Regions from separate parts of the Homo sapiens genome. Here region 2 is linked to region 1. The links are chromatin loops, found by intact Hi-C in ENCODE. Cell type or tissue: PC-9. All regions are shown on one strand. Links, peaks and the distances in the headings refer to the core of each region. The heading gives the core; the rest is flanking DNA. Region 1 overlaps LOC101926889 (a long non-coding RNA gene). Region 2 overlaps ACSS1 (acyl-CoA synthetase short chain family member 1).

What was found. Hi-C counts contacts between places; a loop is a spot of excess contacts. Peaks named below come from ENCODE experiments on the same cell type or tissue, not always from the same donor. Only the 100,000 strongest peaks of a DNase experiment are listed, where the experiment ranks them.
Region 2: it touches region 1 in a loop (4-fold over the local background); 6 of 110 quality-filtered maps call a loop at or near these places.

The regions. Positions count from the first base shown.
Region 1 is chr20:25,173,505-25,189,355 of GRCh38, forward strand. It overlaps LOC101926889 (a long non-coding RNA gene), which reads right to left. Exons shown (of 6, transcript NR_109994.1): 3 at 14,349-14,443; 4 at 13,393-13,475; 5 at 13,038-13,195; 6 at 11,168-12,656. Among named protein-coding and RNA genes, the nearest start is that of ENTPD6, 14 kb to the right of the region's middle. RefSeq lists an enhancer at 469-763. In PC-9, for the core only: a CTCF peak has its summit at 5,850; DNase peaks (open chromatin) are centred at 4,637 and 5,657; H3K27ac peaks cover 2,794 bases.
Region 2 is chr20:25,007,310-25,023,160 of GRCh38, forward strand. It overlaps ACSS1 (acyl-CoA synthetase short chain family member 1), which reads right to left. Exons shown (of 14, transcript NM_032501.4): 5 at 15,631-15,783; 6 at 14,080-14,227; 7 at 12,701-12,838; 8 at 7,829-7,921; 9 at 6,652-6,764; 10 at 6,227-6,353; 11 at 5,503-5,630; 12 at 5,292-5,355; 13 at 1,961-2,079; 14 at 1-632. The coding sequence ends at 453. Among named protein-coding and RNA genes, the nearest start is that of APMAP, 22 kb to the left of the region's middle. In PC-9, for the core only: no CTCF peak of the experiment used is centred there; a DNase peak (open chromatin) is centred at 10,212; H3K4me3 peaks cover 510 bases; H3K27ac peaks cover 967 bases.

The DNA of each region.
Region 1 (15,851 bases), core at 2,618-10,617:
CTCTCACTGTGGGGGTGGGGAGATTTTCATACCTTCTAGGTAGCCAAGAGCATGCTCCTCTGATCCAAACGTACAAAGAGCTGAGTATCTCCCCATAACTGCAATTAGCCACCCCTAAAAGTATATTTCCTACCTAGTCATTACACACCAAAGCTCTCTCACAATGTGAAGTAATATCTGGTACCCCCAGAAGTCAAAAATGTTGGCTAACACAATGCAAAACAGAACAGAGCTTTAGATTTTGAGAGAGATCTATCCACTTTCAGTTCCTGGGGTTTCATGAGGAAAACAGAGGTTTTTCCCAAAACAGGGTCTGTGGCACCTCCTATTTTTCTCAAGGAGTTCCAGGCTGTTAGAGCTTTAATATGTGGTTTTAATTAAGCTGACTTTTAACCACAGTGCTCTCTTTAGAAATCCTTTTAAACCTCTTATTACCCAACATTAGTCATGCCAAATCACCAGTATTTCTGGCTTTTGAACTTTACCAAACATAACCTCCCAGGTGCTCAGAGAAAGGAAAATTCAAGATGGTTCATGGAGGGGAGGAGAATCAACAAATGGTAAAGGTCATGTAGATATCAAACAAGGAGTGACTCATTCCCTAAGCCAGGAATTGAACCCTGAACCCAGGCTGCCATTGGAAACACACAAAGCCTTAGCCACAAAGATTCAGCATTGGGCAGTTTCCACTGCTATTCCCAGAAGGGGCCTAGAGTAGCCAGTTTTGAGCTTGCAATGACTTTTAACTGCTTAGGATAATTTTTAGAGCCAACTATGACATGAATTCCAAAATTCCTGTTCTCTGGATGGTGGAGAGCAAGAGAAAATACTGCCACGTGGTTACAAGGTCAAGCTCCCAAGGACATGAAACAAGATGAGAGGGAAACTTCATCCAGTATTTTTTTTTTCAGAGACCTGCATCAAGGTTTGTAACTGACCAGTTTGCTGGGCTGGCTTGTACAGCAGTCTTATGGGGTCCTAAGCCTGTGTTCAATCCTAAGTTACTCCTCTTTATGACAGGACAATACAGAAAGACAAATTTATAGCACAAAGTACACCAGATTTGCCACTCCACTTAGCACCCAATATCAAACTGGCAAGGCTCAAACTTGCCCCCAGATGGGCCCTGTCAGGTTTAATCCACTGCACTCCAGTGGTGCTCATATGTGTAGGAAAAGAGCCATGGATCTCTTGGCCACACTTGTCTGTAATAGAGCTTCTGCAACATGGAGCTGGGGAGAGATGTGAGATGCCATCTACTATGGTGAATCCATAGCCCAAAGTCAGGAGCTCAGGTAGGGAGGGAGTCCATCTCGTTGACCACATCCACCTGGAGTCAAACTTCAAGGAGGGAAAGGAAGGAGATCATGGATCAGTGCCACATACCCCACCATTCTTACCAATATTTAGTAATAGTCTTGAATAAATGCTTTTCCATTTGCAGTATGCCCTTAGGAGAATTTCCAGAGATTTTATGTGGCTGTTTCTTTTCAATAATTTTCACCAATGATGGTTGTTTTGCTTGGGAGAGGGTCTACAGAGCCCTTCATGCCACCATTCCAGAAGTGCACCTCCAGGGGGCAATGAGTTGGGGCTGGTATAGCACTGTTTTGGCAATGGCTGACTAGTACAACAAGCCTACTTCCTTCTCCTAAACTACCATCTAGCATTCACTGTTTACTCTTTGCTACTCATGGGGTAGATATTGTTTTTAATCCCCATTTTGCACATGATAAAAGTAAAGCTCAGAGAAATTGAGCTTCATCTCACCATCAAAGAGCTGCTAAAGCACAGTGGTAGAACATGAAGCAGAGCACATTTAAGTACATATCCTACTGAAAGAGCCGTGTTATTCACATGTTAGTGTGTGTGTGTGTGTGTGTGTGTGTACATGCTGATATTTATTACATATGAGGAGAGTCACCTTCTTCCTGAATTTGAAGTATTTTTTAAAACATATTATTTGGGGTCATAATGGAGTATGAGTAAATAGTTAAGATATATTGGCCGGGCATGGCAGCTCACACCTATAATCACTTTGGGAGACTGAGGCAGGAGGATTGCTTGAGTCCAGGAGTTCAAGAGCAGCCTGGGCAACATAGCAAGACCCCTATCTACAAAAAATGAAAAAAATTAGCCAGGCATAGTGGCATGTGCCTGTGGTCCTATCTATTAATACTTGGGAGGCTGAGGTGAGAGGATTCCTTGAGCCCAGGAGTTCAAGGTTGCAGTGAGCTGTGATTCCACCACTATACTCCAGCCTGGGTGACAGAGAAAACCCTATCTCAAAACAAACAAAACAAACAAACAAAAAGATCTATCAATTATAATAATAACTTTTCTGCATTTAATTCATAAACAAGAGGCTTCCAAACTTACCTAATAAAATGCACTTATGTCAGGGTCTCTCCCTCTTGACAGATTTGGAGGGAAAATGGGGGCTGCGGGATGTTCTCCTGTCTGAGCCTCCTCTTCATGATGGGAATGCAGTGCTCAGCAAAGCACATCCTGGCCGATGGGAGAAGGGAGGGAGTAGGATAGAATAGCTCTGAGCTCCCTTTCTGCTCCAAAACTTTAAGATTCCATGAGCTAGGATGTCAGTGACTCTTTGCCCTACGGCCTTCGGACCCTAGTTTTCCAGCACCAACTTCAATCAGCTCCAACCACCAGCATCTCATCTCTGTGCCAGAACCTGCAAATGCAGCAGGTCAGACATGCAGAGGGATTCACACTCAACAATGACTGACAGGACCCCGTGTATAAATACCCCAGCTCCCTCCTGCCTCAGGCTCCACATCCAAACCAAGGCAGTGTGAATCCAGAAGTGTTTATGTGAAGCAGAGGAAATGTGACTGAGCAGAAAGCAGGAGCAGAGTTGTGTGAAGCCAGGAAGAGGAGGGCACAGCCAAGGGCAGCCCCTGTCTGGGCAAACTGTGGGGTCAGCAGTGCAGGAAGAGCAGGGGACTCCAGTCGGAGGCTCAAGGGTCAGCTCTTATTACATGACATTCCGAAATACAGATCATCCCTTTTTGTTCATGATCTAAGGTGTGGCAAAGCTCAAAATTGGGGGCACATCATGACCTTTCAAAAGTTACAAGGAACTTTGACACAAAATGGGACCTCGGAGCTGTAGTAACCTCAAGCCAACCCAGCCCTGGCTCTCCAGAGGGAGAGGGCCAGGCCCAGGTCAGCACCAGCCACATCTCACACCCATCCTCAGCAGAAGTCACCCCTGTGGGAATGCCAGGGTCCAGGGTACACCATGCCCAAGCAGACATGACAGAGGAACTCCAGGCTTAGCAGCTCCGCATTGACATTTCTGCCTACCCACTGTTAACCCTCTTTCAAAGCCAACCTCCTCCAGGCCCAGCCACAGCACTCTCCCTCCTATGCGGTCACTAGGAGTACTTGCCTGGAACCAGGCCCACTGGGTTAGGATCCTGGCTTGTGAGTATGACTTTCAGCAAGTCTTTTTTTTTTTTTTTTTTTTTTTTTGAGACGGTCTCACTTTGTCACCCAGGCTAAAGTATAGTTGTGCGATCTCGGCTCACTGCAGCCTCGACTTCCAAGGCTTAAGCAATCCTCCCACCTCAGCCTCCCAAGTAGCAGGGACCTCAGCCTCCCACGTAGCACCACCACACCTAGCTAATTTTTTATATTTTTGGTAGAGAAAGGGTTTCACCGTGTTGTCCAGACTAGTATCAAACTCCTGAGCTCAGGCGATCTGCTTGCCTCGGCCTCCCAAAGTGCTGGAATTACAGGCATGAGACACCGTGTCCAGCCCTGGCAAGTCTTTTGTGCCTCAGTCTTCTCATCTGTAAAATGAAGATAATAATAATTATCTCAGGAATTGATTTAAATAGTGCAGTTACCAAAGTCAAGAAACCTGGCAGACACTGTCTTAACTAAGTGATCAAAGTTAACATCACCAACAAGGAGACATATTGACATCACAGGCCTCCTGACAAGATGCATTACTTCTGTGGCATTACCACCGAAAATGTATAATCTGAATTTAATCATGAATAAACATCAAACAGACTCAAACTGAGAGGAATTCTACAAAGTAACTGGCTCGTACTCTTCAAAAATGGCAAGGCCGTGACATATACAGAAAACCCGAGGAACTCTTCCACGTTGTAGACAACTAAATGCAGCGTGGGATCCAGAAGGCAGTCCTGGGGCAGAAAGGATGGGGGAAAAGGAAAGAAATTTTTGGTTCTGTTTTGTTTTTGCTCTGAAAGACAGGACTGGTACAGTCAGTGAAACTTTGGATGCATCGATTGGATGGCTGTGTTGTGTCAGTGCTAAATTTCTGGTTTTGATGAGGGGACTGTGGCTGTGTAGGGGAGTGTAGGAGCCTAGGAAGAAGACGGACTCTCCAGAGGGAGAGGGCCAGGCCCAGTTAATAACTGTAGTTATTAAACTCTGGAGCAATTGCTGTCTGCCCCACACAGTCTATGATTATAGATAGTCTTGTTGCTTAACTGCTCAGCAGACAGATGCTTGATTCCTGGGGCCATTGCATATTTGTAACACCTAGGAGGTCTAAAATATTGGCAGGCAAGTTTGTTTATCCAACACTGAATGAGATCTGGATTTGCCAGTCACTGTGCCAAGCACAGGGAAGCAAAGGGACCTGAGGCCCAGACCCAGGCCTTTGTAGAATGTGCCCATTCCAGCAGGAGTGGCTGGAGGGCTCCCCACAGATAAGGACAGGATGGGGTGCTCTGTGCCAACTGGTGAAATGAGAACAACCGCAGGAATGCAGAGGAGGAAAAGGAATGTGTGTGGAAAAAAGACAAATGACACGGAGAAGTAGTAAGAGCAGAAAGACCCTGTTTAACGTGACCTTCAATGCATTTTCTTTGAGATGAGTGTGGGCTTGCCTGAAAAGGTGAGAAGACAAGATATGTTCAAGGCATTCAGCCATGATGGCACCATTACACTCCAACCTGGGCAACAGAGCAAGACCCGATCTCTGAGGGAAAAGAAAAAAAAAGAAAAAAGAAAAAAAAAAAATATATATATATATAATAATGACTTTTCTGTATTTAATTCATAAGTGAGAGGCTTCCAAACTTACCTTAAAAATGCACTATGTCAAGGCACAGTCTCTCACTTTTGACAGAACTTGTGAGGAAAATGCGAGCTGCAAAATGTTTTCCTGTCTGAGCCTCCTCTTCACGATGGGAATGCAGTGCTCAGGGAAACACATCCCAGCTCCATGAGAGAAGGGAGGGAGTAGACTAGTATGCTCTGAGCTCCCTTTCTGCTCCAAAACTCTAAGATTCCATGAGTTAGGGTGTCAGTGACCCTCCCCCAGTGGCCCTCAGACCCTAGCTTTCCAGCACCAACTCCAGTCAGCTCCAACTGCCTGTATCTCATCTCTGGGCCCGAAGGCTCTTTCAAGAACTTGAGTGTGCAGCAGGTCAGATATGCAGAGGGAATAGCACTCAACAATAACTGACAGGACCCAGTGTATAAACACTCCAGCACCCTCCTGCCTCAGGCTCAAAGCATTATGACTTATGACTCAAGGCATTGAGTCATCATTTGTAATAGAAAAACTTGGAAATATATGGCAAGATATGTAATAGCCACACAACACCTCTCTCTTCCTTTGGAGTGCAGTGGTGCAATCACAGCTCATTGCAGCTTCTCCAGCCTCAGCCTCTCCAGTAGCTAGAGGTCTTGCTATGTTGCCCAGCCGGTCTTGAAATCCTAGGCTCATGTGAACCTCCTCCTTGACCTCCCAAACTTCTGGGATTACAGGCGTGAGCCATGGTGCCAGGCCAAAAAAAAAATGTGTAGACAGCCCCAGCCTCCTCCTTGTGATACTATACTGCCGCCTAATGTCCTCTCAACAAATGACACCAAATACATTCTCCACGTGGATTCAGAAATTGTATAAACAAGGTTGAAGTTGAAACATTTTATTGTGATAGGAAAACATTTTGGAAACCAGTCTGCACATATGCACGTATGCTTGTGCATTTATGAAGTATATCTGGAGAACACAAATAAGCTGTTAACAGCAGATGCCTCCAGGAAAGGGAACTGGCAGGCTGAGAAATCTACCAAAATCATGGTGATGACGATGGTGATGACGTTATTTTGTATCTTTTAAATTTTGAGGCATACAATGTCCTGCTAATTGAAAAAAATTTTTAACTTAAAAAAACATTTATTAAATGTTGACGCTATGATGACTAAGGGGCCATCTTTTCTTCATTCATTGATTAGTGTTCTTAACAAATACTTACTGAATGCTTCCTGTGAGGGGGGCACTGTTTGGAGGAAAAACAGTGAGGAAGACACGCTCCCACCCTCCTGGAGCAGAGATGCTCAGAGGACTGCCCGGGACACCGCATGGTGAAGGTGGCCGAGCCCACGGCCTGGGTCTTAGGCTGGCCGGCCACGTGGAGCGGCACCCACCCAGCCCTGCTGCCGTGAGTCAGTGCCGTGGGGAGCAATCGCATGCATGGGCTTCAGACCTGCATTGGGCCTCTTTATTTGGGCACTTCAGCCTTATCCTAATTAATATGACACTTCACAAGCAGCATATAAGGGACATTTTATTCACCCAGCAGGTGCAGCACACACATTCTTCTCCAGTACCATGGAAAACTTGCAAAAAGTTACAAAGAGGGATACAAAGCTCATGTCAACAACCTCCACAGAGTGGATATCAGAGATGACACTCCCTGGCCCACAGCTCAATCAAGTGAGAATTCACTGATTAAAAGGTAAATTTAGAAATTAATTCAAAAATTTAAAAATGTTTCTTTTTTAATCTTTTTTTAAAGTTTATTAGCAATCTAAAAAAATACTGGTTATTTTTTTGACTTAAAGAAACCACTAACTTGCTAATCTCTAGGACATACAAGTTCCATTTATGGTCATGAACTTCATAGTAGGCCAAATGTAGGATTTAAAATCCAAGAAACAAAAAAAAAATTATAGAATTTTAACCTCACAATTATTTGAATGTCATTTTGGAAAAGTGCTACCTGAGACGCAGACACTGAGGACATACCTGTATGTACATGTTGGTCCTGACCTCCACCTCCCTTTGTACTCACACTAAGAAGTACCCCAGTTACTAGAGTAAACAGAATAGAAGGAAAGAAGCTGTGAATAATTACTTATGAGAAAGGGGACACGACCATGGCACAGGTGCTTCCTAACTCGTACTGTGACATACTCTCTCTTCAAAAACTGTCCTTAAATGTTTGAGGTGATGTATATCCTAGTTACCCTGATCTGATCATTACACATTGTACATATGTATCAAAATATCACATGTACCTCAAAAATACATAAAACTATGATATAGCAAGTTTTTTTAATACGTTAAGTTCTAGGGTACATGTGCACAACGTGCAGGTTTGTTACATAGGTATACATGTGTCATGTTGGTTTGCTGCACCCATTAACTTGTCATTTATATTAGGTATTTCTCCTAATGCTATCCCTCTCCCTGCCCCCTTCCCCACAACAGGTCCCAGTGTGTGATGTTCCCCACCCTGTATCCAAGTGTTCTCATTGTTCACTTCCCACCTATGAGTGAGAACATGCGGTGTTTGGTTTTCTGTGCTTGCAATAGTTTGCTCAGAATGATGGTTTCCAGCTTCATCCATGTGCCTGCAAAGGACATGAACTCATCATTTTTTATGGCTGCGTAGTATTCCATGGTGTACATGTGCCACATTTTCTTAATCCAGTCTATCATTGATGGACATTTGGGTTAGATCCAAGTCTTTGCTATTGTGAATAGTGCCTCAATAAACATAAGTGTGCATGTGTCTTTATAGTAGCATGATTTATAATCCTTTGGGTATATACCCAGTAATGGGATCGCTGAGTCAAATGGTATTTCTAGTTCTAGATCCTTGAGGAATTGCCACACTGTCTTCCACAATGGTTGAACTAGCTTACACTCCTACCAACAGTGTAAGTGTTCCTAGTTCTCCACATCCTCTCCAGCATCTGTTGTTTCCTGACTTTTTAATGATCGCCATTCTAACAGGTGTGAGATGTTATCTCATTGTGGTTTTGATTTGCATTTCTCTGATGACCAGTGATGATGAGCATTTTTTCATGTGTCTGTTGGTTGCATAAATGTCTTCTTTTGAGAAGTGTCTGTTCATATCCTTTGCCCACTTTTTGATAAGTTTGTTTTTATTCTTGTAAATTTGTTTAAGTTATTTGTAGATTCTGGATATTAGCCATATGTCAGATGGGTAGATTACAAAAATTTTCTCCCATTTTGTAGGTTGCCTGTTCACTCTGATAATAGTTTCTTTTGCTGTGCAGAAGCTCTTTAGTTTAATTAGATCCCATTTGTCAATTTTGGCTTTTGTTGTCATTGCTTTTGGTGTTTTAGTCATGAAGTCCTTGCCCATGCCTATGTCCTGAATGGTATTGCCTAGGTTTTCTTCTAGGGTTTTTATGGTTTTAGGTCTAACATTTAAGTCTTTAATCCATCTTGAATTAATTTTTTGTATAAGGTGTAAGGAAGGGACCCAGTTTCAGCTTTCTACATATGGCTAGCCAGTTTTCCCAGCACCATTTATTAAATAGAGAATCTTTTCCCCATTTCTTGTTTTTGTCAGGTTTGTCAAAGATCATATGGCTGTAGATGTGTGGTGTTATTTCTGAGGCCTCTGTTCTGTTCCATTGATCTATATCTCTGTTTTGGTACCAGTACCATGCTGTTTTGGTTACTGTAGCCCTGTAGTATAGTTTGAAGTCAGGTAGTGTGATGCCTCCAGCTTTGTTCTTTTTGCTTAGTATTCTCTTGGCTATGCAGGCTCTTTTTTGGTTCCATATGAACTTTAGTTTTTTCCAATTCTGTGAAGAAAGTCATTGGTAGCTTGATGGGGATGGCATTGAATCTATAAATTACCTTGGGCAGTATAGCCATTTTCATTATATTGATTATTTCTATCCATGAGCATGGAAAGTTCTTCCATTTGTCCTCTTTTATTTCTTTGAGCAGTGGTTTGTAGTTCTCCTTGAAGAGGTCCTTCATATCCCTTATAAGTTGGATTCCTAGGTTTTTTATTCTCTTTGTAGTAACTGTCAATGGGACTTCACTCATGATTTGGCTCTCTGTTTGTCTGTTTATTGGTGTATAGGAATGCTTGTGATTTTTGCACATTGATTTTGTATCCTGAGACTTTGCTGAAGTTGCTTATGAGCTTAAGGAGATTTTGGGCTGAGACAATGGGGTTTTCTAAATATACCATCATGTCATCTGCAAACAGGGACAATTTGACTTCCTCTTTTCCTCACTGAATACCCTTTATTTCTTTCTCTTGCCTGATTGCCCTGGCCAGAACTTCCAACACTATGTTGAATAGGAGTGGTGAGAGAGGGCATCCCTGTCTTGTGCCAGTTTTCAAAGGGAATGCTTCCAGTTTTTGCCCACTCAGTATGATATTGGCTGTGGGTTTGTCAAAAATAGCTCTTATTATTTTGAGATACGCTCCATCAATACCTAGTTTACTGAGAGTTTTTGGCATGAAGCACTGTTGAATTTTGTTGAAGGCCTTTTCTGCACCTATTGAGATAATCACGTGGTTTTTGTCATTGGTTCTATTTATGTGATGGATTATGTTTATTGATTTGCATATGTTGAACCAGCCTTGCATTCCAGGTATGAAGCTGACTTTATCATGGAGGATAAGCTTTTTGATGTGCTGCTGGATTTGGTTTGCCAGTATTTTATTGATGATTTTCACATCTACATTCATCAGGGATATTGGTCTAAAATTCTCTGTTTTTTGTTGTGTCTCTGCCAGGCTTTGGTATCAGGATGATGCTGGCCTCATAAAATGAGTTACGGAGGATTCCCTCTTTTTCTATTGATTGGAATAGTTTCAAAAGGAAGGGTAGCAGCTCCTCTTTGTCCCTCTGTTAGAATTCAGCCTTGAATCCATCTGTTCCTGGACTTTTTTTGGTTGGTAGGCTATTAATTAGTGCCTCAATTTCACAGCCTGTTATTGGTCTACTCAGAGATTCAACTTCTTCCTGGTTTAGTCTTGGGATGGTGTATGTATCCAGGAATTTATCCATTTCTTCTAGATTTTCTAGTTTATTTGCATAGAGGTGTTTATAGTATTCTCTGATGATAGTTTGTATTTCTGTGGGATCAGTAGTAATATCCCCTTTATCACTTTTTATTGCGTCTATTTGATTCTTCTCTCTTTTCTTCTTTGTTAATCTTGCTAGTGATCTATCAGTTTTGTTGATCTTTTCAAAAAACCCGCTCCTGGATTCATTGATTTTTTGAAGGGTTTTTTGTGTCTCTATCTCCTTCAGTTCTGCTCTGATCTTAGTTATTTCTTGCTTTCTGCTAGCTTTTGAATTTGTTTGCTCTTGCTTCTCTAGTTCTTTTAATTGTGATGTTAAGGTGTTGATTTTAGTTCTTTCCTGCTTTCTCTTGTGGGCATTTAGTGCTATAAATTTCCCTCTACACATTGCTTTAAATGTGTCCTGGAGATTCTGGTATGTTGTGTCTTTGTTCTCATTGGTTTCAAAGAACATCTTTATTTCTGCCTTCATTTCTTTATTTACCCAGTAGTCACTCAGGAGCAGGTTGTTCAGTTTCCATGTAGTTGTGCGGTTTTGAGTAAGTTTCTTAATCCTGAGTTCTAATTTGATTGCACTGTGGTCTGATAGACAGTTTGTTCTGATTTCTTTTCTTTTACATTTGCTGAGGAGTGCTTTACTTCCAACTGTGTGGTCAATTTTGGAATAAGTGCTATGTGGTGTTGAGAAGAATGTATATTCTGTTGATTTGGGGTGGAGAGTTCTGTAGATGTCTATTAGGTCTGCTTGGTGCAGAGCTGAGTTCAAGTCCTGGATATCCTTGTTAACCTTCTGTCTTGTTAATCTGTCTAATATTGACAGTGGGTGTTAAAGTCTCCCATTATTATTGTGTGGGAGTCCAAGTCTCTTTGTAGGTCTCTAAGGACTTGCTGTATGAATCTGGGTGCTCCTGTATTGTTGCATATATATTTAGGATAGTTAGCTCTTCTTGTTGCATTGATCTCTTTACCATTACGTAATGGCCTTCCTTGTCTCTTTTGATCTTTTGTTGGTTTAAAGTCTGTTTCATCAGAGACTAGGATTACAACCCCTGCTTTTTTTTTTTGCTTTCAATTTGCTTGGTAGATCTCCCTCCATCCCTTTATTTTGAGCCTATGTGTGTCTCTGCACATGAGATGGGTCTCCTGAATACAGCACACTAATGGGTCTTGACTCTTTATCCAATTTGCCAGTCTGTGTCTTTTAATTCGCGCATTTAGCCCATTTACTTTTAAGGTTAATATTATTATATGTGAATTTGATCCTGTCATTATGATGTTAACTGGTTATTTTGCCCGTTAGTTGATATAGTTTCTTCCTAGCATCGATGGTCTTTACAATTTGGCATGATTTTGCAGTGGCTGGTACTGGTTGTTCCTTTCCATGTTTAGTGCTTCTTTCAGGAGCTCTTGTAAGGTAGGCCTGGTGGTGACAAAATCTCTCAGCATTTGCTTGTCTGTAAAGGATTTTATTTCTCCTTCACTTATGAAACTTAGTTTGGCTGGATATGTGATTCTGGGTTGAAAATTCTTTTCTTTAAGAATGTTAAATATCGGCCCCCACTCTCTTCTGGCTTGTAGAGTTTCTGCTGAGAGATCTCCTGTTAATCTGATGGGCTTCCCTTTGTGGGTAACCCGACCTTTCTCTCTGGCTGGCCTTAACATTTTTTCCTTCATTTCAACCTTGGTGAATCTGATGATTATGTGTCTTGAGGCTGCTCTTCTCAAGGAGTATCTTTGTGGTGTTCTCTGTATTTCCTGAATTTGAATGTTGACCTGCCTTGCTAGGTTGGGGAAGTTCTCCTGGATAATATCCTGAAGAGTGTTTTCCAACTTGGTTCCATTCTCCCCATCACTTTCAGGTATACCAATCAAATGTAGATTTGGTCTTTTCACGTAGTCTTGTATTTCTTGGAGGCTTTGTTCATTTCTTTTTACTCTTTTTTCTCTAAACTTCTCTTCACCCTTTATTTCATTAATTTGATCATCAATCACTGATACCCTTTGTTCCACTTGATCGAATTGGCTATTGAAACTTGTGCATGCAACACATAGTTCTCATGCCATGGTTTTCAGCTCCATCACGTCATTTAAGGTCTTCTCTACACTGCTTATTCTAGTTAGCCCTTCGTCTAATCTTTTTTCAAGGTGTTTAGCTTCCTTGTAATGGTTTCAAACATCCTCCTCCTTTAGCTCAGAGAAGTTTGTTATTACCAACCTTCTGAAGCCTTCAGCTCATCAAAATCATTCTCCATCCAGCTTTGTTCCATTGCTGGTGAGGAGCTGCGATCCTTTGAAGGAGAAGAGGTGCTCTGGTTTTTAGAATTTTCAGCTTTTCTGCTCTGGTTTCTCCCCACCTTTGTGGTTTTATCTCTCTTTGGTCTTTGATGTTAGTGACCTACAGATGGGGTTTTGGTGTGGATGTCCTTTCTGTTGATGTTGATGCTATTCCTTTCTGTTTGTTAGTTTTCCTTCTAACAGGTCCCTCAGCTGCAGGTCGGTTGGAGTTTGCTGAAGGTCCATGCCAGACCCTGTTTGCCTGGGTATCACCAGCGGAGGCTGCAAAACAGCAAATATTGCAGAACAGTAAATATTGCTGCCTGATCCTTCCTCTGGAAGCTTCATCCCAGAGGGGCACCCACCTGTATGAGATGTCAGTTGGCCCCTACTGGGAGATGTCTCCCAGTCAGGCTACACGGGGGTGAGAGACCCACTTGAGGAGTCAGTCTGTTCATTCTCAGAGCTCAAACACCATGCTGGGAGAACCACTGCTCTCTTCAGAGCTGTCAGACAGGGATGTTTAAGTCTGCAGAAGTTTCTGCTGCCTTTTGTTCTGCTATGCCCTGCCCCCAGCAGTAGAGACTACAAAGGCAGCAGGCCTTGCTGAGCTGCAGTGGGCTCTGCCCAGTTCAAGCTTCCCCAGCCGCTTTGTTTACCTACTCAAGCTGCAGCAATGGCAGACGCCCCTTCCCCTGCTAGGCTGCTGCCTCACAGGTTGATCTCAGACTGCTGCACTAGCAGTGAGCAAGACTCCATAGGCGTGGGATCCACCGAGCCATGTGCGGGATATAATCTCCTGGTGTGCCATTTGCTAAGACCTTTGGAAAAGCACAGTATTTGGGGGAGAGTGTCCCGTTTTTCCAGGTACAGTCTGTCACGGCTTCCTTTGGCTAGGAAAGGGAAATCCCCCAACCCCTTGTTGTTCCCAGGTGAGGCAATGCCCCACCCTGCTTTGGCTCGCCCTCTGTGGGCTGCACCCACTGTCCAACCAGTCCCAATGAGAAGAACCAGGTACCTCAGTTGGAAATGCAGAAATCACCCATCTTCTGCGTGGATCATGCTGGGAGCTGCAGACTGGAGCTATTCTTATCTGGCCATCTTGGAATGGAGAGAGCAAAAATATTTCTAAATAACACATGGACAGAGAAACACTGTAATAGTGGACTTTAGAAAATGTTCCAAACTGACAATTACAAAAATACAATACAGCCAAATGTGTGGGACAGAGCTACAAGGGTGCTTATAGGAAATGCAAAGCTCTAACTGCATTTCTTATAAGATAGGCTGAAAGTTGACTTCGAGTAAGACAGCAGCACATAGCTCCCACTGGGCAGCCTGGCTTGGGGCTCCCTAGTAGGGATGGTTTTTGAGGGGGACCTTGTCATAGTTCTGGGGTCATGTGGAGGACACTCTGGTGTTACTGTTTCCAGTGCACCAAGGGTGAGTGTCTTCTGGTTACCTAGCTACCTTGGCCCAAGCATTCTGGAGCCTGGGAGACTGGGAGCCAGGAGATAGGTGGGAGGAGGGGCAGGCCCCAGGTAATAGGAGAGCAGGGCTAAGGAACAAAGATAGCCAGCCTGAGGCAGCTCCCTCAGCCTCTGTGCTGAGAAATCTCGTACTCCACTTCTCCGCCCTGAGAAAGCTTGCTGTCTGGAATCCTGTCGCCTGCAGATGCTCAGCCATGCAGGCCACTCCACACAGAGAAGCAGCCTGGAGCTCTCACCTTGGCTCACAGCCTCAGATAAGGGGCTTCCAGATACAACATGGTGCATTTGTCTTGAGCTCGGGCCCCCAAGTCAGCCTCTCAGCCCAGTGTGATGTGTCACCCTGTGACCCACAGCCCTGCTTTCAGCCTGTCAGAAACGGCTTCATTTTAAACTTCACCTGAACTCCTCCCTTCTCCGCAATCCTGTCTATCCCATGCTGAAGGCAGGAGGCCTCTGATGTGGCTTCCTCGCTGCAGTTACTAACCCTCACTTTGTCGTGGACAGCTGTGCCCTGGCGCCATTCACTGAAGGGGCTTTATCAGTCTTCAGAAACACCCTTCCTGAGCGTGAGGTGCTGGGCTGTAAAATATACATACATTCTTTAAAAAGGCAAATGCTTGATGATACAGTGCTATTTGGACTTCATTTTTTTGAACCTTTGCAATGCCCTTTCTCAACAAAACAAAACAAAATTTGACTTGGATTCTTAGATAATGGAATTGGCTGCAGGAAGCATTTGTTTTATCACCCCTTGAATGTTAACAATAACCCTGAGAGAGCTATCTGTACTGAGCATGAAGGAAATAATATATACAGTGGTCCATTTCCAAGACAAAGTGCCTTGAATTGGTTTAGGTCAGCAAACTACAGAAGAAACAGGATACACTAGGCCCCTGCTTGGATAGCCAATGCCTGCTTGTCGCCTCCCCACCCTCCACCCTACCCCACTGCCTTAGTTGCCCTCACCCAAACCAAAGGAGTTTAGTCTAAGATGAAAGTTTACTAGCTTGCAAAATAGCTCACTTTGTCTGTTCTTATCAGCCTGCCCAGATACTTAGGTCATAAGTCAAGTACTTGAAGAGCCCTTGAGCTAACTAGGATTGCAATGTATTATGGCTGCAACAAAATGCAGCAGAACAATCCTAAAGAAAATGCCTAAAACCCCTACCCAACAACCAATAGGCAATGTCCAGGAAGACTGTGACCCCATAGTACTCAGCCTATGAGGAACCAAGGGAGGGACCTGCACACTAGGGGATAAATTGCTTTTGAAACTGTACTGGGTGTGCCTGCCCATCAGACACCCGATCTTGCAAGATTGTCATTAAAGTCTCGCTTCCACTGTTCTCTGGGTCTCTGAGCCCAAACTTTGGGTTTGGACCAGTGAGTTTGTTTCTCACAGCATGACCTACTCTCCACCATGATGTGCAGCATTGCAGTGAGCAGAGAACAGCCTCCCTTCCCACTCACCCACCTGCCTCTTGGTTAGACATAAGTTCTCTTGTAACTTCTTTTGCTTCATTTATTTTAAATAAGAATAATAAAGTTTTAGTCTTTAATTTAAAAAAAGAAGATAGGCTAAAAATTAATATGTGTTCAGCTTAAACTAGAAAATTTTAAAAAACAACACACTCTAAGTACAAAGAAAGAAATAATAAAGATGAAATAAATTTAAAAATATTAAACAAAGATACAGAGGAGTTCCACAAAGCCAAAAGTTAGCTCTTGGGGAAGAGAAGTAATAAAACTTAGGCATTTCTGGAGATGCTGACCAAGAAAAAAAGGAAAATTTACAAATTAATTATTATGAGTGAAATGGAGGCTATCGCTGCAAATGCTAAGAAGATGTGAATAATGTTATACCAGTAACACTGAAAACTTAGGTGAAATGTGATGATTCCTTTAGAAAGATGCCAAAACTGCCTGCGAAAGAAGTAGAAAGCTTGATTAGAAATAGAATCAGCAGTTTAAAATATTTCACACAGAA
Region 2 (15,851 bases), core at 5,308-13,307, 160 kb before region 1:
TGCATGCTGTTCTTCCACAATATAAAAGTATAAAAATAAGATTTCTGACCTTTGTATCTAGACAGATCTGGAGAAAACACGGTTGCTACTAGCTAACTAGCTCTGTGTTATCTGAGCAGGCGCGCTATCCCAGGGCCTCACCTTCCTGTGCTGGCTCAAGAGGGCAGAGGAATGGAGATGGCAATGCCTTTTCATTCCAGGAAACCAAACTCAGATGGCAGAACCAGCCCTAGCCATGTCGCATAGCCTCTCCATGGGTGACACTCCTGGGACCTCCAATGGATGGGAGAAAGGGCTCTCAGCCCAGCTTCACGTGAGGGCGGTGTGGGTCATGTGTGGGGTGGGGGCTGCTTCTGGGACGTAGGAAGACGCCAACCTCAGGGGTACCTTCTGGGAAGGACAAGCCAGGGCTTGGGTGCCCGCCCATCCCAAGAGCCCCACAAGGTGCCAGCTCACTTAGCAGCAGCCTGCTTGTCCTTGCACTTCTGGTAGACACTCAGGATCTCTGCGATGATGCTGGGGTCCTCCAAGGTGGTAGTGTCTCCCAGCTCCTGGGCCTCACTAGTGATGATCTTCCTCAGGAGCCGCCGCATGACCTTCCCAGACCTGGTTTTTGGAAGACGTTTCACCACCTGGCAAGGAACAGGCACAGTGTTAGAGCGTGGATGGTGCCCAGCCTCTGTGCTAGCGTGGACTGCATTAAGATCAGAAGGGCTCTGCTCAGGGGGGATGCCCTCCCGGGGATCCACAGTGGATGTCTAAGCCTCCACCCCAGAGAACGGTGAGGCCCGAGGTCTTGGCTTTATCCTCCTACTGTCTGGACCTAAGCTGAAATCCACCCCGATGCTCTCCGCCAGGCAGGGTCCACCCAGGCCGGGTTCACCCCGTACTGCCGTCCGTCTGTCCTGCCACTGTGCCACGTGCAGGCACCCAGGTGGCAGCAGATCCAAGCACCCACTGGGTGCCTCATCTCCATTCTCTGGCCTGGGACTTGGCAGGTTTTGTCTTACATCAGAGGTGAGAACTACTTAAGAGAAAAATTTTGTCTTAGTGTTTGAAAAGCTAACATGGAGCATGCTCAAACAACTACAGCCCATTCACTGCAAATGGCAATGCATTAAGAGCTGTGTTTGGGATCTTTGACAGTCATTCTGTCTTTTGAAATAGTTCAGTTCACCTAGGGTGAGTCCGGGTCTCCTGAAATTCTGGTCACTGGGCCAAATGTGTCAACTCCTGTAATACCAAGTGGATCCTGGCCCTGCCGCCTCTGAGGGCCGCCAAACCCAGAGTCACAGCGCGCAATGTTCATAAAGGAGGGAATGAAAAGCCGGGGGTTGAAGAGGCAGCCCAATCCTCCCCTGATTCTGACCCCCTGGGTTGGGGGTCTGCGATCTCCTTCACTGCCACCAGGAAAAGTGCTCAAGAACCACACAGGGGCTGGAGAACCCTGGTACTGTCCCCATGTCTCTAATGAAAATCCCTAAGGTTCTTCACCAGCAGCCCCATTTCTGTGACTAGCCTGCACATGCCAACATACGAGAGCAGAAGCCTGCCTAGGTGACCTCCTGGACAGGTGAGCTGGCTGGGCGTGGAAGCCTGCCTAGGTGAACTCCTGGACAGGTGAGCTGGCTGAGTGTGGAAACCTGCCTAGGTGGCCTCCCAGACATGTGAGCTTACTGAGCATGTAGGCCTGCCTAGGCAACCTCCTGGACAGATGAGCCCACTGAGCATGGAAACCTGCCTAGGCGACCTCCTGGACAAGTAAGCTGGCTGAGCTCACTTCTCCCTCTATGACAACACAGAGACCCACCATCCTCACCACCAGCCAGGAAAACCAAACAGCTAGTGTCCGTTTTGATGCTAATTGGAAAAGAGTAATATGCTCCTAAAAGATCATTGTCACTTGACAATTGTGGGAAGAACAGCAGCACAGCCCCATCTTTGTGGGAGGCCCACTCACCAGGATCTCATCAGGCACAGCATATTTGGCGATCTTGGTGGCCACCATGGACTTGAGCTCCTGCACCACCACATCTGAGTCACCCGCACTATCTTTCACCACAATGAAGGCAAAGGCAGCTGAAAATAAAGCCAAGTTTGGGGATGTATTAAATACTAGACAAGGAGCCAACTCCCGAGGCAGGGTGCTATGCACAGACTGCCAGAAATCCGAAGGGCTTTTGAATCCTATGTTAGTGACATTGTAGCAGCTGGTTTCTTTAGTTGCAAACCCAAAGATGCACTTCAGTTTCATGAAAAGTGGCAGCGATTCTAACAGCTCCACAGATGTTCCAGGTGAGTGCACATGTGTGGCTGAGAGCTTGGCATCTCAGCTCTAATGCTGACTGGCTGCGTGTGACCTGGGACATGGGACCTCCCCTCTCTGTGTACACATCTGTGAAATAACCCATAATGTGGTTTGATGGAATGAGACTTCCATGAGAAGGTGCACAGATGCACAGCAAATGGGCACCACCAGCCTTTGGGGGTGTGTGTGCAACATGGTGCCATGGGCCAGGGTAGCTATTTCAGTTCAATTAAATCAGCAGCTCCCTGGCTGCATGAGCCACACTTCAAGTGCCATTCAGCACCATGAGCAGCCAGAGGCTGCCACCCTGGACAACACAGACAGCTGAGAGGCAGCTGAGAGTTCTGCTGGGCAGCACGGGCCAGCCCACATTATAGCATAAATACTAGCTTTCGTTTTTCAGTACCCTGGCATGTTCCAGGAAGAGTTCACACTGTGAAGAGGGATCTAATTTGATTGTTGTCCATATAAGGAGTTGCTCATCCCGGTGCCATCCCTGATAGCCTGCCCGTCCCCACTGGCCTGTGAGGTGCTCTGTCTCTCCCTCGAAGCTTCTATATATGTGTGGCTCTCCTACTGCTCATCTGCCCCAGCCCCATGCCACCTTCACCCATTCTTCCCTGGCATGTAGCACCTAACTGACTGTGTCGTTTCCTTGGTGATCATCTTTCTTGCTCTTTGTCTGTCTCTCTCCTCTACTCTTGACCCCTCTATGGGGTCAGAGACCTTCTCACTCACTGCTGTGTCCCCAGCATCTAGAACCATGCCTGGAACACAGGAGGTGCTCAACACATGGTTGTTAAGTGCATGAATGGATGATTGGTTTTCTGAACAAGCTATGATCTGTAAAGACCTACAGCCTTTGCCTGAAAGGCCTTCCTATATCCATGTGGCGAACTCCTATTCATCCCTCAAGACTCAGTTCAGCCACCTCCTGCTCTGTGAAGCCTTTCCTGACTCCACCCATGAATCTAGTTTATGGCACATGCTATGTGGGAACAGCTGTCAGTCCCCCTGCTGCCACCCCACTAGGCTGTTAGATCTTTGAGGGAAAGAACACCGTTTTTCTCATCTTGGTCGTTGATATGGGATCAGAAGTGGGCCTGGACTGTTGAGTTCTGAGGATGGAGCTGGAGGGAGGAAACCTTCCACATGGGTGGAGGAGCCAGTTAAGAGCCAGGACGAGGCAGGCAAGGCTCAGGACACTGGAGACAAGAGAGACAAGAGCCTGGCCAGCAGCACCAGAGGCTTGCTGGGTCTAGGTCCTAGACAAGGTCCAGGGGCTGCCCTTTTTCAGAGCTGCTGCAAAACAGAGAGAGTGGGGACAAATATACGATATTCACAGGCAGCTTTAGAGCCAACCAAGAGCTGTTCATCAGCTCTTCATAATTATAGAATGGATACTCAAATTCATTAGAAATCAGGAAAATGCACATCATCATACACATGATAGACAAATTATCCCCACACATCTGGCAGACATTAAGAAGCCTGGCAACACCAGACTTGCAATAGCTCCACACACGCAGAACGTGCCCTGGGCAGCAGCGTCCACAGCAGACCATGCCCCAACACCACCCCAACAGACCTAAGGCTAGGCCACCCTATGAAAGACAGTGATTGTGATGCCCAAACGTTTGTCTAAAGGTCACTTCCATTGTCCTTTCCTTGATCTTGCACTTGCTTTATGGAGTTCAATCCAGGGGCTGCTGAATCCCCAGACACAGTGGACCATGCCCGGACCCCTCTCAGTGGCCCCAGGGAGTACTGGCTCAGCCACTGGACTCAGACATAGATGGGGCTTTCAAATCCCAGGACACGTCAGTGCCCTGTGGACCCCCAGCCCAGAGATGTGAAATGCAGGAGTCCTCAGAGGAGGGGCCCAGGCTCCTGCCAGAGCGAGGTAACCTCAGGGGGGCACTAAGTTACCCTAGTCACACCTGAGAAACTGTCCTCGTCTCCGTCCTCTCTGACCCTCCTGATCACATCTGGACATGTCACCGGGCAGGGGTCCCTACCAGCTCTCTCCCACATCCCAGCCTTACCAGCATAGCCTTTCCATGGCAACTGAAAATGCTGTTTGTAAAGCACTGAAACAAATTCTCAATCTTGCAATGCGTCAATTTAAAGAGAGCATTTAAGTAAATAATGGAATAACGGCACATAGAAGTGCAGGGAGGAAGGTGACATCTGGGACACACTGTGACACAGGGTGGCCTCCCAGCGGGAGGGCAAGCCTGACCCCAAGCCACTGGGCAGGGCAGGAGAAGCCAGTCTGCCCAGCAGTGCCCTGGCATGGGGTCAGTGTGTGTCCAGGTCACGCCAGGCCAGGCAGTGTGCCTGGATGGACCTGGCATTGCAACACCTAGGTGCTCCCGCCCCTTCCCAGACCCAGCCACCAAGAAGCTGGCAGACTCGAAACAAAGCGTGGCCTTGGTAAAGGCCATTCTAGTCCCTCATTCTGCATTCCCCCAGCATGTCGCTGTGCAGTGGGAACCACAGGTCAGATTCGTCCAAAGAGTCCCAGCGCAGCACACAGCCTGCACACTCCAGAGCACACTCTGGCACACACGCGTGGCGGCTGCAGAGCTGGCTTGAGTGCTATGACCAAGCCCGTGAGGATACATGAGGCTGGACATTTTCTCATAAACTCTCTGTAATGGGGCTGGACGGTGTCCCCACCAGATACACCATGGACAGAAGGGGAAACCCCCCAAGCTTAGCCAAGCCCAACTGGGTCATGGCCACTGTGGATGTGTGTCCTGAAAGGACAGCAGAACCAGGGCATTTCAGAAACCCGACCGAACACGAGTGCTATTCAGCCTCCTCCCCTACAGTTTCCACTTGAGAGAGAAGAACACTGAGAGCTTGGCCCACAGTATCCCCTATCACTCCACTCTCCAGAGTCTGCTCCTCGTACAGAGGTGCCCATAATGGGTGTGGGGTCAGGAATCAGGGAGGAGCTCATCTCCAGGACACTCACCTTCTCCTTTGATGTCGTGGGGGTAGCCAATGACAGCACTTTCTGGTACTGCAGGGTGGTCGGCCTGTGTACAACAGAGAACAAAAGGGCAAAATGTGGCGGCCCCGGGTGCTAGAAGTGACTCGGGCCAGGGACTCCCACCCCAACTTGCAGGTCCACAGGGGCATCATGGAGGTGTAGGAGTGAAGGAGGAGGCCCAGCCTGTGCTCACGATGGCGTCCTCAATCTCTGCGGTCCCCAGCCGGTGGCCACTGATGTTGATGACATCATCCATCCGCCCTGTGATCTGGTAATAGCCGCCCTCAGTTCGGTAAGCCCCGTCTCCAGTGAAGTAATAGCCTGCACCACAGCAGGGAAATTCAGCACCAGGAACCCTGAGCCAGGACCCATGTCCCAACCTCAGTAAGCGTGAAGCTCTGCAGCCCAGCACGCGGCTGAAGTCTCGCCCATCGGCCCTCCTTGCAACTCCGATGCTTCCCTATGTTCTAGAGCATGGGCAGGTGGCTCCGAGATATCGAGACTTTGGGGAGCAGAAGGTATACAAGCAGCACATCCAAGATGCTTCTCCAAAACACTGAGTCTTGTTTACGACAAAAAGGGAAACTGGGAAAAAATAAAAGTAAACTGGAAGAAAACTCCCAGCCGTAGCTAACAGGATCCTACCATGGGCCTGGCTGCAGTGCAGGACTTCACACCCACACCTAAGTAGCCCCAAGAAAGTCCCCGAGTGGGGAATCACTCCCACTGTCAAGATAAGGAAAGCCAGGGAGGTACAGCAAAGGGAGAGGGGTGCGGAGTCAAACTCTGGCCTCGCGAGCACCTATTCCTGGCCACAGTGTTACGCTGCACTCAAATCCCATTAAAAATGTTTTCTGAGAATAAGATTCCAGCAGTCAGCTGAAAAGGAATGAGAGGGTCCCTGACAGCCTGCTCACCTGGGTAGGCCTTGAAGTAGGCGTCCACAAATCGCTGGTGGTCGCCATAGATGGTCCTGGCCATGCCCGGCCAGGCCTGGGAGATGCACAGGGCCCCGGAGACGTTGCTGCCCTCCACGACGCTGCCCTGTAGACCCCGGACATGCAAGTGAGACAGGGCAGGCTCTGGGTGAGAAGTGTGCCAAAAAATGACAAGCCCTGCCCTCAAGGGAGCTGTCCATAGCTCTCCCCTCTGCCCCTGAGGAGGGCCCCAAGCCACCTGTGTGGCCACTACCCAGTGCATGATACCAGCTGCAGTGAACGCTGCAAGGTCAGCAGCCTCCTGCCAGGTACAGACCTGGGCACACAGGAGAGAGCTGGGCTGGGCAGGCAGGGACAAGGGAGGGCAAGCACATGACCCCCATGTGGGGGAGGCCCATACACACCTTCTCATCCATGAGGACGGGGACGATGCCAAAGAAGGGCCTCATCGCCATGGCAGGGAGGATTTCCGCCCCTTCTTCCGAGGGCCGTGGTGCGATGCAGATGCCACCTGTTTCTGCAGGTATGACAAGAAAGAAATGCATAATCGGCCCCGGACCCAGGGATACGTGTATCCAGAGTGGGTGGTAGGTGGGACTGTCCCTGTTGTGGGCAAGGAAACGCCTCAGGGGCACAACGATCTTTGAGGCAAACCAGATGTGGGTCTGGTGCCCTCCACTGTGGATATGAGAGGCGGCCCCACAGTGGCCTCAGCCCCAGGAGCTCTGGCATCCCACAGCCAGGTGCAGGCCCCCTCGCCATGTCAGGCCCTTGCTTGAAGTGGGAAAGGGCAGAGCCCACCCACTTGCACATGAAGACGGAGAAAAAGAACTGCTTCTGGGCCAGCGCCCATTTGACATGAACCCAACAACGAAAAAAGATGCTCTCAAATCCTACCCTCACATTATTTCCAGCCTGTACCAGGGAAATGCCCCAGTGACTCAGCTAGAGAATCTCTGTCCCAGGTTTTCCTGAATGGATGGGACTGTCCCATGGGAACGCCTCATTTTCTGGCTTGAGGATGAGCCCTCAGATAGTTACATTCATTACATCTATGGTGGTCTCTCGCCCCAAGCCTCCTAATAAGTCAGATACCCAAGAGAAGGGGGGACAAATCCAAACAAAATGTCACAGGAAAAATTCCTTTTCCCACTAAAATTTAAATTTAGACTCATGCTCCCTTAGAAGATGGGGCCTGTCTCATCAGATGTTCCCCTGTTCAGAAAGGGGCACTAGGAAGGGACACGGCCCCTGAGCTCCTGCTGCACACCAGGCCTTGGGCAGCAAGCTGAGCTGTGTCACCTCAGTTCACCCTCACCCAGGCGTGTGGGGGGCGCCCCCACCTCACAAAGGAGGAAACCGAGCCTCAGAGAAGTTGTGACAAGAGGTCCCACAGGTGGGAAACAGCAGCCAGGCGACCTCTGAGTTCCCTCACTCTAGGCTCCAGGGTTTCCGCAGTCTCGGGCGTTGAAGCGTCTTCTATCGCACCTGCTGTTGAGAGCTTGGACCCCAGTCCCAGCCTCACACCTGACCCTGCAGACCCAGCACTTAGACCGGAACCTGTTCCCCAGGCCTCCTCACCTGTCTGCCACCAGGTGTCCACCAGCGTGCACCTGCTGTCCCCCACCACCCTGTGAAGCCACTCCCAGGCCTCACAGTTGATGGGCTCTCCCACTGAAACCACACAGAAAGAAAAAGATGTTAACAGGCTGCAAATAAACCTGAAACCAAAGGGAAGTTTTGTTTTTTGTTTTTTGTTTTTGTTTTTCTTTGAGACTGAGTCTCACTCTGTCTCCCAGGATGATCTTGGCTCATTGCAACCTCCACCTCCCAGGTTCAAGCGATTCTCCTGCTTCAGCCTCCTGAGTAGCTGGTATTACAGGCGCCTGCCACCACACCCGGCTAATTTTTTGTATTTTTAGTAGAGACGGGGTTTCACCATGTTGGCCAGGCTGGTCTCGAACTCCTGACCTCAGGTGATCCACCTGCCTTGGCCTCCCAAAGTGCTGGGGTTACAGGTGTGAGCTGCTGTGCCCAGCCAAATAAAGAGATTTTTAAGGAGAAAACAGCTCCGTGATTTTTATTTTTGAAGAACATACAAGGAGACCTGAAAATGCAGTGAGACATACCGTATTTATGGTCATCAAAGAAATGCACATGACCATGATGTGTTTTTACCATTAGATGATGGATATCAAAAAGCCAGTAAGAATGTGGGGAAAACAGGATTTCACAGACACCATTAGGAGGATAGTTTGGTTCAGCAATTTTGAGGAGCAATCTGGATGTTTCTCTTAACATTTAAAACTCCATACAACCAATACAACTACTCTGAGCAACTGCTTGGGGCAGAATCTACTACAGCTAAATACCTCAAAACATGACCCCTGACGTACACCCCACAGAAATGACTGCAGATGCCACCAGAAGTGGCTATGTAAAGGGTGTCCTCAGCAGCTCTGCTCATGTTAGAAACCACACACATCCCTCAGGAGTAGGTGGCTAAATACAATATGGCACGCTCCTGCAGAGGAACGCCACATTGCAAAGAAGATGGCGAACCTCCACGACCCACAGCGGCACTGGTGAGTCTGAAGCATGACGCTGGGCAAGGGAGGGGTGTGCTGTGTGATCCCACCCAGCTGAGGTTCAAGTGCAGCCGGATCTGTCCGTGGTGATGCAGGCCACACTGTGGTCATGGTTCGGGTAACTCTCGTAACTGGGAGGAGCCATAAGGGGGCCTCTGGGGACTAGGAATTTCTGTAGCACTTATACACGTAAACATCTCTCAAGTTGAACACTTAACATCTGTACCCTTTAGTACACATTATATCTCAATAGAAAGGAAGAAGATATGTGTACACCCTAGGATTCTCAGTGTCTACCTTATGACATTTCCACACCAGGCCAGCACTCAGCCAGAACTCACCAGGCTAGACGTGCTATCACTAAAACACTGAAATACTCTCGTGCTGGTGGTTGCCTCTTGCTCAGGACCACTCACAACCCACAGCCTGTCCCAGCAGTGGCCCCCGCATCCATGCTGCATGATCAGTGCTGGCCACATTGGCAGCTCAGTGTCTTGTGTGTCACACCTGCACTCAGAACATCCACAAGGGGCAGGGAGATGCCCCGCAGCGCTGGTGGACACGCTGGGAGACTGCGACAGCCTGCACCCAGCCACGGGGCTGTGACCACACAAGCCAGGGTAATCCCCACGGCAAAGCAGGTCCGTGTGGAAAAATGCAGATTCTACAATCTTAAAAGAAACATTACAGCATCATAGCACGGTGTGGTAACTTTGGTGTTAAAGAAAACGTCATTTAACAGAGCTGCATCCACTACAGGAACTTAACTGCAGAGACAGGGCCGAAGGCGCAGGAGCAACAACCCCTGGAGCAGAGGTCGAGGAAAACTTCAGCTTTTTTTTTTTTTCTTTTTTTTTGAGAGAGAGAGACAAGGATCTTGCTCTGTTGCCTGGACTGGAGTGCAGTGGCATGATCATGGCTCACTGCAACCTCGACTTCTGGGGCTCAAGGATCCTCCCATCTCAGCCTCCCAAGTAGCCGAGGGACTACAGGCACGTACCACCACGCCCAGCTCCTAAGGACATCAGCTTTAAGTACAATGCTCCAATTTCTTCTTTTCACAAGAGTGTATCCATGTATTACTTATGAAATTGAAAGTTTAAAAAAGCTTTGAGAAATACAAATCTAGGGGGAATGTCTTGAGTGAGTGGGATTCTGACGACTCAACGGATTAAATGTCATGAGGGCTGATCCCAGCTGCCTGGAATGGGTCTGGGCTGTGGAATTGCACCGACAGGTGTGCCAGCACAGCGCTGGCCCTGGCCAAGGTGTGGAACACACTGACTCCCAGCACTGCTCCGAGGTGCTGGGAGCCCCAGGTGCAAGACATCACAAGACGCCACGCTGCCTGCCAACACTGTATACCGAGAACAGAACAGCGAGGTGTGTGATTAGCACCTGGCCTCCCGCAGGGCTCTGCGGCTAGAACCGGTTATGCAACAGGAATAGGAATGTGCCTATCAACCAGCTAAATACACAAAACCCAGCTGAGCCTCTGCTGGGGGCTGGCCCCCTGGCTCAGAGGTGTTCCAAGTCTGTGGGGACCCCTAGGTGAGGCAGAGGCTGCTGGGATACACATCCCACTCTAATGCAGCTGCCAGAGCACACCCCTTCCTGAAATGCACTTAGGGCGGTACCCCTTGTCATTGGACCCCGTGAACCTTCCTTCAGGAGACAAATCCCATGAGTGTATCTGGAAAACCAAATCTTGCCCTTCAGCCCTGTCCCCACCTAATGCCTAGGGCCCACTCAGGTGGCCCTGCTGACAACACCTAGAGGATCTGGGCGAGTTTCTATGGCCCTGGCCACCCCGCTGTTTGTTCCCAGTCCACAAGCACTACATGGCCCAGGCAGTCAGAATCACACGGGCCTCTCAAGCCCAGCTCCAGCATGCCAAGAGAGACCACCCAAACTCACCACTTATTATGGTTTGAATGTTTGTCCCCTCCAAATCTCACGCTGAAATGTAATTGCCATTGTAACAGTATTAAGAGGTGGAACCTTTATGAGGTGATTATGCCAAGAGGTTTCCACCCTCATGAGTGGGATTGGTGCCATTATAAAAGGGTGAGTTCAACCTCCTCTTGCTCTCTCTTGCCTTCTCTTTGCCCTTCCACCATGGGACGATGCAGCAAGAAGGCCCTCACCAGATGCCAACACCTTGATGTGGACTTCCCAGCCTCCAGAAATGTGAACCAATAAATTTCTGTTCATTATAAATCACCCAGTTTCAGGGTATTCTATTACAGCAGCACAAAGCAAACTAAGATTCACCATCTAGAAAGGAACCCCATACTCTTTCTGAGAGGTGGAGGGGACAGTATGGCAAGGGACCTGTTGAGGGTACAGGGTGGGGGCACAGAGCCCATCAATCAGGTGGGGGGCAGAGTGAGTTTTACAGACTCTAGAACCAAGTGCTGCGTTCAACACAGGCTGCCCTACTTGCTGAGTGACCTCAGGCCGGTTCTCTGACCTCTCTGTGCCTCCTCTTCCTTCTCTGTAATGTGAAACAACATCTGCTGTTTGCTCAAAGGACTGATGTGAAGATAAAGGCATTTAATACATATTTGCTCTTATTAATAGTATTCAAACTCCTCCTGCTTTTTAATCTAGAAAGCTGGTTGAGAAACAGAAGGTTTTTACTGTTAATGGGGAAAATAAGGGAAAAGAGGAGGAGGAGTCATTGGATGCCTGCTATTCCTCAGGAGCTCTCTCCATTAATCATCTCCATGCTGAACATTATACTAAGGCTCACATCTGACCCTCTGTGGCATCCTCGCCACCCTGTAGGTAGGTCTCATCCCCATCTCACATTTGGGAACAAGTGGTGAGCTCTGCAGGGCACAGCCCCAGCTGCTGTGCCTCTCAGCCTGTGGCCCGGATGCCCGCATGGCCTCATGGTCACCCAGTAGTAGTGGAATCACATGTTCACTGGGAGGTACATGCTCCCTTCCCAAGGATGTATGTGGCAGAATGGGACACTCTTCCATGGTCACTGCCCTGCATGCTTCCCCAGTGAAAAGCCACCAAGCAGGTGGCTGACCACGCGTGACCACACGTCAAGGCAGACATGAAATGTGGCAGGGACAGGAGAGAGAACAGCAGTCACCAGCACCCAGTCCCTCCCAGCACCAGCCCGAAAGACAGACACTGCTGATACTGTCGAAACCATGCCACCATCACATTTCCAAAATGTTTCCATGTGATTTGGCAATATCCATCAACATTACCAATAGGCCTAAGCTTTGAACTGTCTGCCTGGAAATGTCTACAGTAACAGCAGGGCAAAAGTGCAGGATGGTATCCACTCCACAGACTTGGAGACAATCAAAAGGTCCAACTATGGGGCAGTGTTTAGCAAACTGTAGTTATACTATTATTACTATTATTTAGACGACTGAGTCTCACTCTGTCACCAGGCTGGAGCGCAGTGGTGCAATCCTAGTTCACTGCAGCCTGAAACTCCTGGGCTCAAGCAATCCTCCCACCTCAGCCTTTGCCACCACACCCAGCTAAGTTATACAGTTAAATCCCATGCAGCCACTAAAGAACTGACCTGACCCTTAACTTATTGAGTGGGTAAGTATTCCTAATGAAGATTAAGCTACAGAAATTGGGCACAGAAACAACGGCACAGAAAATGTCTGGAACGTTGTTCCCCAGACAGGTAACTGCTGCCAGCTCTGGGGAGGAGCTTACAGGTGGGAAGAGGTGCTGGTGCTTTCTACCAGATCCGGTCTGGCATTGCGTGAATTCACACATACAAAGCCGGGCAGCTTCATGACTGAAGTCCTGCTGAAGCCCGTATTGGCTCTGAGGGTCTAGGGCAAGCACAACCTCTCCTGCTGCAGGGCAGGCCGCTCACCTGACCCCAGGGTCCGCAGGGAGGAGCGATCATACTTCTTCACCCAGGCATCACCGTATTTCAGCAACAGCCGGACAGCCGTTGGGGCGCCATAGAACTGATTGATCTTCAACCTCTCTACTGTCTCCCAGTACCGACCTACAGAAAGGCCGAAATTCACTGTCAGCAGGAGAGCTGACATGGTTTACTTTAAACTCAGAGATCAGCCAAGACTTCCTGAGTGCTGGGCATGTGCAGACGCGCATATGTCCATATGAAAGGGATCCCCCCAACCCCCCACCCCCGCCAGTGAAAGATGGAAAGAAGCCCCATGGGACAGGTCCCCAATGGCCGCTCTCCTCCAAGCACTCCCCAGATCCATGGGCGGCACATTCAGGAACAGTCTTCACCAGGCTTAGGGTGATGGCCTAGTTCAAGGTGATACTACGTGGATTTAATAACCCATGGAGCATTAACACAGAGCTTTCACTCGATCACACTCACATGGGCTCTAAAGTGGTGACTGGTGCTTCCCCTGGTGACAGTACAGCTGCCACTGCGTGTGTCCCAGGGAGCAGGGCCATGTGCCCGGCATGCACACCCCTGGTTCCTGTAAACCCACTACCCACACCATCCCCTCCACATGGAACACTGAGCTTCTAAGGGCTGAAGTGGTGGCCTGAGACAGCACCTGGGCCATGGCCCTTAATCCCTGGTCTTGCCCCTACAACTTCTTCCTTGAGCACACCCAGCCCCCAAAGGCAGGGATGGAGCACTGGGAGGTGATAACACAGTCCATGCACAGTTGTCAGTGCCATGGAACACTGGAGCAGCAGCCTTTGGGCAGAGCCACCATGATCTGCTTACATTAAAGAAAATATTTGAAGACACTGTGCTGTGTGGGAGGACGATGCCCAAGGGAGCCAGTCATCACCTTGTCTTCAAAGTGATCTCAATTTAATGGAGATGGTTCTAGGCCATGCCTAACATGGTTTGAGGGACAGCCCTGAAGGCTCAGGGGCAGGGCTGGGGACACAGAAGTGGCGGGCAGCTGGCCCTGGCTTTGAGAAAGGGCTGGATCTGGGCAAGCAGCCTAGAGGTGAGAAGGATGCCAAAGCGATGGCCTGAGGCCGGCAGTTTAAGTCAGAGGGCAGGAGTGCAGGAGCAGGGGCCTTGAGATGTCCTCCAGCACCAAGTCAGACTCCCTGCTGCTGCCTGTCAGATCTTTCTGAAGACCTGGGGCCTGGCCCCACCGGGCATTTCGACAGCAGGACCTGGAGAGCCACACCCTCACCAGAACCCAGGCGTCCCCCTTCCATGAACCTCTCCACAAGCCTCGAGCCTCAGGCTCTCTCCCCTGACACCAGCATGGGGTCCCAAACAGGGTTCACCATCCTTACCAGCATTGGGATAAACTGGGGTGCTCTCAAAAAGGACGCTGGTGGCACCATTGCAGAGAGGCCCATACACCACGTAGCTGTGTCCTGTAATCCAACCGATGTCGGCCACACAGCCAAAGATGTCACCTGGCTGGTGGTCAAACACAAGCTGCAGAGACAGGAAAGGAGCATCAGGAGCTTGTCCCCCCACTCCACCATGTTCACACCAGGTCACTAGGAAATAGGCATGCATAGGCTGCAGTCCATAGCTGTGAGAGGCAGCTGGCTCCTCAAATGGCCTCCAGCAGCAGGACAGGTGGGCACACTGCAGAGTCCGTCTAGTTGTACGTTTAACACATGGACACCTTTTTGCATTACCTTATGCCACGATTTTTTAAACCCCTTAAGAACTACAAAAAATAAAAGCAAAAAAGGCCAAGAATGGCATCAAGCATCATCAGCTTCGAGGAGCATGAGAGGACAGACATCCGAATCCCCTTTATTCTTCCACAGCAACTGAGTGGAGCCTGATCCCATCTCAGGATCTAACTGCCCACGTGCAGGAAACACAGAGGCAGAGGGACAACAGGCACAACCCAGACCAAAGGACACCAGAGAAAAATGGCTGGATGTGACTATGGCCAAGTGTAAGGAAATGGGGGAGCATAGGCTTAAAAAGACTTAAAACACATATCAACAATATTTTAGGCCGGACACGGTGGCTCACACCTGTAATTCCAGCACTTGGAGAGGCCAAGGCGGGCAGATCACTTGAGGTCAGAAGTTCAAGACCAGCCTGACCAACATGGCAAAACCCTGTCTCTACTAAAAATACAAAAAAAAATTAGCAGGGTGTGGTGGCAGGTGCCTGTAATCCCAGCTACTCAGAAAGCTGAGACAGGAGAGTCACTTGAACCCAGGAGGCAAAGGTTGCAGTGATCTGAGATCACACCACTGCACTCTAACCTGGACAACAGAGTGAGACTCCATGAAAAAACAAAACAAAACAAAACAAAACAAAACAAAAGAAAAAACAATATTTTAATTGGCAACAGTAAGCTACAGTGCCCACGGATGCTCATATGGGTCACAAAACTATCAAAATAAAAACAGGGCAGGCGCACAAGACACATCAAGACATGCTGGACGGGGCTGTGGCCATATGGGCCTGGAAGGGGCTTCTGAGAAACCGGTGGCCTTCCACTTCTTGATCAAAGTGGCATTTGCCTTATAATAATTCATTAAGCCATGCATTTAATTTGGGTGGTTTTCTCTATCTGTTCTAAAAAGAGTTTTTAAAAATCTTTGGGCGAATGGCCCTTAGTGTCCTGCTGCCGCGTTACATGATCAGATTATCTGGGAGTTTCCAGACAGTGCAGTGGGGGCTTGAGGCAGCCAGGGCCCTGAGGAGCTGTAGGGTGGGAGGACTCGAGGGGGCCCTGCCCCGAATAGGCCAGGAAGAAACACTGACCTCTCACACCTACAGGCCTCGCTCTGCAGCAGGAGGACTTCCAGCCCTGCCCCTGCCTGGATCCCTGCCAAGGGCCCAGCACCGCCCGCACAGGCCTGTACCTTGTGAGTCAGGGCGGCATAGAGCAGGTAGCCTGCCTGGGTATGGACGATGCCCTTGGGCATTCCGGTGCTCCCTGAGGTGTACAGCATGAAGAGCATGTCCTCACTGCCCATGCTCTCTGGGGCGCAAACAGGGTCCTCCTTGGCCATTTCCTGGCAGGGAGAAGAAACAAACAGCCCACCGAGGGCACTCAGCCTCTCTGAGAGCAGCACTCCCCCTC